Regions from separate parts of the Homo sapiens genome. Here region 1 is linked to region 2. Evidence: chromatin contacts called from ENCODE Hi-C data. All regions are on one chromosome and are shown on one strand. The core of a region is the stretch at or near the end of the contact, and the rest is flanking DNA. Distances in the headings are between cores, read along the strand shown.

The links. Hi-C counts contacts between places; a loop is a spot of excess contacts on that map. Pooled maps may share reads with other maps.
Region 1: a loop to region 2 is called in a map of endothelial cell of hepatic sinusoid, with 4 times the contacts of the local background. The contact joins two enhancer-like sites. A Hi-C loop is called at or near these places in 11 of 168 maps with a recorded cell type or tissue (GM23248, HepG2, K562 and 8 more), 1 of 37 single-sample maps with no recorded cell type and 13 of 50 pooled maps.

What each region holds. Positions count from the first base shown.
Region 1 is chr9:94,054,361-94,057,916 of GRCh38, forward strand. It overlaps a transcript of PTPDC1 not described here. Among named protein-coding and RNA genes, the nearest start is that of PTPDC1, 28 kb to the right of the region's middle. Within about 2 kb of position 2,176, at least 4 of the 41 ENCODE cell types and tissues checked have a DNase peak (open chromatin) inside an H3K27ac peak, as active enhancers do.
Region 2 is chr9:94,008,990-94,013,026 of GRCh38, forward strand. No RefSeq gene overlaps it. Among named protein-coding and RNA genes, the nearest start is that of BARX1-DT, 55 kb to the left of the region's middle. Within about 2 kb of position 2,307, at least 3 of the 41 ENCODE cell types and tissues checked have a DNase peak (open chromatin) inside an H3K27ac peak, as active enhancers do.

The sequences.
Region 1 (3,556 bases), core at 926-3,425, 45 kb after region 2:
ATACATTCTCAAGTCATCTTTACAATGATCCAGTAGGGTAGGTACTAAGTCTCAGAGATATTAATAAATGTGCCTAAGATCACAAAGCTAATACGTGCCAACTCCTCTATTAAAATGTGTTGGGATTTTATAGTCTTACATTTAGACTAGCATTCCTGTTTCTGTTAGGAGATAGAAGGCTAAAATGTGTAAAGGGGCCACGTTCCTGATATTTGTCTGAGATAACAGTGAATAAAAATTTGGATTAAAAAATCAGTAAATTATCAATATCTGCACAAAGGAAAACAGATTTGGTAAATAAAATTTATGTGAGCCCATTGATTTGGACCGAGTTTCTACACTAGACTCTAATAGACCAAACCAAAATGGAGTCACTCATGCTACATGCCACATAATTAAGCTAAAACTTAAAACACAAACCAACAGGAAATCCCCAAATGGGCCAGTTTTCTAGGAAAAAGCAAAACAAAACAGGAGATTTGCAGCAACCAGTTGGAAGGGGCCCAGTCAACCTGGCCAGCATAAGGAACTCACATCTGCTTAAACTCATACAAGGAAAGTGACCAGAGGATAACCAGTCTGCTCTTTGTACTGGGCTGTTTCCCTGTTCCTGCTGCAGCTGCCTTATAAAAAGCCAATTGTCCTGCCACACACAGTGGAGCTCCATTCTATTTTGTAGAGCGAATATTATGTTGCCTAGTTCATGAATCGTGAATAAAAGCCAATTAAATATTTAAAACTATTTTTGTAAATTTTATTATTTAATAGGTCTTTATTGTTCAGAAACTATATGTGTAGTCCTTAACAGCACAAACTCTGGAGCTGAACTGTGGGAATTCAAATTCCAGTTCTAGTGCTTAATAACTGTGTAACTTTAGGCAAATTATTTGACTTTTCTTTGTCTTAGTTTCCTCATCTATAAACAGGAATAATATACAGAACTGAATACATGCTTACTATATAATCAGCAGTTGTGCTACTTGGTATTTACTCAGATGAGCAGAAAACTTAGGTCTACACAGAAATCTGCACATGAATGTGTATAGCGGTTTTGTTCATCATTGCTTAAACTTGGAAGCAACCAAGATGTGCTTCAATAGGTGAGTGGATAAATAAACTGTGATGTATCCAGACTATGGAATATTATTCACTGCTAAAAAGAAACAAGCTATTAAGCTATGAAAAGATATGGAGGAACCTTAAATGAACATTGTCCAGTGAAAGAAATCAATCTGAGAAGGCTACCTACTGTATGATTCCAACCCTGTGACATTCTGGAAAAGACAAAACCATGGAGACAGTAAAAAGATCAGTGGTTCCAACATGGCACATGTATACCTATCTATCAAACCTGCACATTGTGCACATGAACCCTAGAACTTAAAGTATATAAAAAAACAAAAAATCAGTGGTTCCCAGGGTTTCAAGGAGAGGGAGAGATTAATAGTTGGAGCACAGAAGATTTTTAGAGCAGTGAAATCACTCTGCATGATACTATAGTAAGTATCATTATACCTTTTCTAAACCCACAGAATGCACAACACAGAGTGCATTCTAAACCCACAGAATGCACAACACAGAGTTAACATAATGTTAACTATGGACTTTGGGTGATAATTATGTGTCAGCGTAAGTTGATTATAACAAACTTACCACTCTGTTGGGGAGTCTGTTAGGGGATGGGTATATGGGAAGCCTCTATACCTTCTGCTCAATTTTGTTATAAACCCAAAACTGCTCTAAAAAACAAAGTCTATTTTAAAAACAAATGGGAATACTAGTGGTACTCAGTAATGTGTGTTGAGGATTAGATGAGCTAAGATTATATAAAGCACTTGGAACAGTACCTGGCATGGTGTAAGCTTATGTGATTTAGTTATTATTATTATATTATTAATGAGCATAAAAATATTTATGTGGCTTTTATAGGTTCACTCATGTAGTTGGGCTTCCACTCCTATTTTTTGCTACGTAAGCTTAAGTTTTTCAACCTCAAATTCTTCTGCTACGATTGCTGTCTAGAATCTAATCACATTGACAATATTTATTTAAGTGTGAGCAGAGGGCCTCTTACGTCAGAATGACCTAGAGTGTGAATTGATAATACAGATTATTGCACTCCAGATTTTCATTTCCACAAGCACCCTGCGTAATCCTGGTGCATTCCAGAGTTAGAGAGCTAGTGCTGTGAGAGTCTGGGAAGGATTATACCACTTCTGACCTCCCAGGCACTGCTTAATGTAGTTCCCCACAAATTTGTCCAGAAAATACACATGTAGATTTTGGCAGAACACCATGTGTCTGAGAAATAGAAAGGAAAGTAGTGACCTAAGAATTCTTCAGTCCATCTCAGAACCTAGTCTCTTGTGTGAAATGACTTTTATGAAGTAGGACATTCTTTGTGTTCTACTGTTCTTAACAGTATGAGTAATAGTCCATTCCTGCACTTACGTTTTAAGTATTCAGTACTAATTAGTGAGTGTGTGGCTAATTATAAACAGTTGAGTCATTTGAGTGCTTTTAGGGATAAAAGGAAACTGTAGGACTGAGTGAGAAAAATATCTGTCATTGACAACAGGAAATAGAAATAAATAATATGCGATTTTGCAGTGAAATGACAGGGTTATTATTCAAACCCTTCTCTCCTGATTCTACAGCCAGGCATATGATATAAGTTCAGTTGTGAATGAAAATAATGTTTTTTAAGTCAAAGGAGCTTAGCCATTACTAACATTTTGTTTCTTTTTTGTTTTTGAGGCTAGAGTGCAGTGACGCGATTACAGCTCACCGAGGTTGCAGCCTCAACCTCCTAGGATCAGGTAATCCTCCCACCTCAGCCTCCCAAGTAGCTGGGACTACAGACATGTGCTACCATGCCTGGCTAATTTTTTTTTTAATTTGTTTGTAGAGACAGGGTTTTGCCATCTTGCCCAAACTGGTTTTGAACTCCTGGGCTCAAACGATCTGCCCACCTCAGCTTCCCAAAGTGCTGGGATTACAGGTATGAACCACTGCATGCAGCCCATTACTAACTATTAACAGGAGTGTTGGAGAGGTATGAATAGAATCCTTTACAAATTCTTATAAAGATGGGAAATGAAGTGAGTACAGACTAAGAAGGGAAAAAGCAAAAAGATATTGCGGATACTGGTTTGCAAAGTAAGATAACAAATATTTATTGAATACTTAAAAGCCAGGTGTTGTGGTAGGAACACACACACACACCCCTTTCTTCATCCTCACAACAACCAAAAAGAGTAAATATTATAGTCCTCATTTTATAGAAGAAATTGAAGCTCAGAATTGTTCATATAGCTGACAGTGAACAGAGTCAAGACTCAAACACAGAATTTCTGATTCTAAAATATAGTTTAACATATTTGAAATATAATTTTTGATCAGCAGTTATATACAGTTGGACTATAAATGAATGTTTTTATGCAAAGGTAATGCATATTAGGCACTATTTCACAGTTCCCCTGGGTTTGAGTTATTTGAAGATGGCCAGAAGGGATTTTCACTTCCAACCAAGATGAAATAAGAGAAATTAGATATT
Region 2 (4,037 bases), core at 1,057-3,556:
ATTATCATCTGAAGGAAAACTAAGAGAATTTGTCAATAGCAAATCTACCCTAAAAGATGCTCTTGAGACAGAAAGGAAACGATAAAAGAATAATTTTGGAACATCAGGGAGGAAAAGTAAAAAATTGAAAGGGTAAAAGTACGGGTAAATGGAATAGACTTTCCTTTTTTTTTTTTTTGACAGAGTCTCGCTCTGTTGCTCAGGCTGGAGTGCAGTGGCACGATCTCAGCTCACTGCAACCTCCGCCTCCTGGGTTCAAGTGATTCTCCTGCCTCAGCCTCCCAAGTAGCTGGGACTACAGGCGTGTGCCACCATGCCCAGTTAATTTTTGTATTTTTAGTAGAGACAGGGTTTCACCATGTTGGCCAGGCTGGTCTCAAACTCCTGTCCTCAAGTGATACACCCGCCTTGGCTTCCTATTACAGGGGTGAGCCACTGCACCTGGCCTCCTTCTCATAAGTGTTCTAAATAATGTTTGGCAGTCAAAGCAAATCAATGTTACCTCGAGTCTACTATGTAACAAGGAGCATCAGTGTCAGGCATGCCCTGTAATTGAGGTTTCAAGCTAAATGGAATAGTTTATATGTGTAAAATGTTTAGAACAGGCCGGGCGCGGTGGCTTATACCTGTAATCCCAGCACTTTGGGAGGCCAAGGCAGGCAGATCACTTGAGGTCAGGAGTTTGAGACCAGCCTGGCCAACATGGTGAAACCCCGTCTCTACTAAAAATACAAAAATTATCAGGGCGTGATGGCAGGTGCCTGTAATCCCAGCTACTCGGAAGGCTGAGGCAGGAGAATCGCTTGAACGCGGGAGACCCAGGTTGCAGTGAGCCGAGATCATACCACTGCACTCTAGCCTGGGCAACAGAGCAAGACTCAGTCTCAAAAAAAAAAAAAATTAGAACAGCACCTGACACATTAAGGAATAAATAATTAGTTATCTGAATGCAATAAATGTAAAAAGACAAACAAAAGTCAAGAGAAGGACACCCACTAGCAAAGAAGGCACCAAATCCTTCTGTCTTCTCCTCTAAATGTGGGCACAAAGCAAGGGTGGGCAGAAATCCGTCTAGCTTTTCCATTTGAGTCCTATGCTGAGCTATCTGTTCTTAGTGTACCAGGGTTGAGGTGGTCATAGAAATTATTATAGTGTGCTTGGACTACTGTAACAAAATACCATGCACTAGGTGGCTTAAACAACAGAAATTTATTGTTTTCACAGCTCTGGAGTCTGGAAGTTGAAGATCAAGGCCCAGCTGCTTGGGTTCCTGGTAAGGGCTCTCTTCCTGGCTTGCAGTGGACACCTCACCATGTGCTGACATGGCCTTTCCTTGGTGCATGGGAGAGGGAGTGAGCAATCTCTCTCTTCCTCTTCTTTTCTTTTCTTTTTTTTTTTTTTTTTTTTTGACAGAGTCTCACTCTGTACCCCAGCCTGGAGTGCCGTGGTGCAATCTCGGCTCACTGCAACCTCCGCCTCCTGGGTTCAAGCGATTCTCCTGCCTCAGCCTCCTGAGTAGCTGGGATTACAGGCGCCCGCCACCATGCCCAGCTGATTTTTGTATTTTTAGTAGAGACGGGATTTTGCCATTTTGGCCAGGCTGGTCTCGAACTCCTGACCTCAGGTGATCCGACCACCTTGGCCTCTCAAAGTTCTGGGATTACAGGTGTGAGCCACCAGGCCCGGCCAGGAGAGGGAGTGAGCAGTCTCTCTCTTCCTCTTCTTATAAAGCCATCAATCCTGTCACATTAGGACTCCACCCTTATGACCTCATTTAATTACCTCCTAAAAGCCCCAACTCCAATACAGTCCCATAAGGGTTTAGGTCTTCACCATATGGATTGGGTAGGGAGAGGGCACAATTTAGCCCACAGGGCAAATCTGGGGGGAGATGTGAGTTCTTCTCAGTCTTTATGCCCCAACAGGCTTTCATGTTGCCAACTCAATCAGACCACTAAAATCTGTTCTCAGAGAAAAGTCCTCCCCTTCATTTTCTGTCCTGAATATACAATTTTCCCCAGGCCCCAAGCCACAGAGCCTGAAACATCAGGAAAAGTTTCTGTTCTTAGTGCTCTTATCCAACCTCTTTCATCTGACTATTTCAAAATGTCCTCACAGCCCTAATTAGGTAATGAATTAATCAACAAAGTTGCTGGTTAATTGGCTTTCATTTTTGGAAGTACTTCCAGAAATGTCAGGGGAAATGTCATTTTTCAAAGTTTAAAAATGCATTGCTCGGCCTGAAATGCTGTGCTACATGAAAAGATTTCCTGCTAGGCTAGATCAGAGTGAACCGGGGGAGGTGGAAGCGGGCAGGATGATTTCTCTGTTTCTGTGGCAGCCTGCCACAGTCTGGAGGGCACACCCTCTGCTTTCTCCTCTGATTCTGTTTCAGCAGGCTAGATGAAAAAGGGCACTGCATTTGAAGTCAGAAGACTGAGGCCACAGTCTCTGACCATAACCCAGCTCTGTCACTAATCAGTCACCCGGCCTTGGATGTCAATTCCCCCAGCCTTGCCTATAAAGTGGATGTTAATCTACCCCATCTAGCCTTTGAAAAAGAATTAAATGATTCTGTATGTCATCTATAAAATGGATACAAGTCTACCCAATCTATCCTTTTACAAGAATTAAATGATTATATATGTAAAAGAACTTTGTAAACTGCAAAATACAATTACACAGTCCTTTTCATAGTATGAGCACCTTTCTCAGGCTGGGGTAGAGAAGTTGAGGGAAGGCTTCATGGAAGAACTAATAACTAAGTTCAATCATGAAGGATGAGGAAGGGAAAGCAGGGACATTCTGGGCCAAGAGAGCAGCATGGCAACAGTGAGAGAGGGCCTGGCACATCTGACAAAGTGCCTGAAGTTTGCATAGCTAGGTTTAAAAATTAAGGGAAATGGAGTGGGAGGAAGGATGCTAGAGAGAGAGGGTGAAGCACTTTGCACACCATCCTAAGGAGTGTGGACTTTTCACAGACGTGGGAAACAATGAAAGCATTTAAAGAGGCAGTGCCATGATCAGATTTGTATTTAGAAAGCTCACTTGGTGGAGAGCAGTATAGAAGATGGATTGGAAGCAGTCTAGACTAGACAGAGAGATCACTCAGGGAGCAGGTGCAGTAACCCTGTTGAGGATCTAGGGAGGGCAACTGTAACAGAAGTGGAGAAGAAGAGTTAATTAGTTAATTAATCCAAGTGGTTCTGAGGAGTTGGAATCCATAAGACAGATAGCTGGTAAGCATGGAGACAAAGGAAAAGATCAAAATTGGCTCCCCAGTTTCCAGTTTGGGCTAACAGATAAATGGTGGTGGTTACATTCACTTGGCTAGGAGCAGTTAGGAGGAAAAAGACTAAATCAAGTTTTAGAAGGTTAAGTCTGTGGGATAAGAAGTAGAGGTGTCTAATGACTGTTAAATATAGGGTTCTGGAGCACAGGAGAGAGATCTGAAATGGATAAATATAAGATAAATATAAGACAAAATTAGGTTTTAGAATCACATTACTGACTAATAGCTAGTATGAAAGATACTCTAGATCCAGCTATTTTCAAACTCTGCATCCATTTTCCACAGAACTTTTTTAAAAGGAAGTCAAACTGGAACTCCAATATCTGAAATATATTTTAAAAGTTCTTTAGATGGTTTAAATCTTCATCTTGCATGGACCATGGTTTTAAAGCCCTCAGATTCGTAACGATCTGAGAATATTGCTGCCTAGATATACTTTTCCAGGATAGAGAAGCCTCAGTAACATGGCCAGTATCACATAACATTTAGTCAAGAATTGCCCTCCATATCCAATGTAAATTTCTTTTGTCTACTTAAGCCCATTGTTTTAGGCTCTGATCTTCATTGGAAACAGATTAATTTCTTGTTGTCAGCTTACACAATAGTTTACAACTTTAAACCTGTGATTTTTGACTATTACAAACATACGGATGAAAAATTTTAAATGCAGTTGTTCAGATGTTTCCAAATTTCAACTGATAACATTGACATTATTTATGCCCATGCCCCTAGAACAGGGACTAAA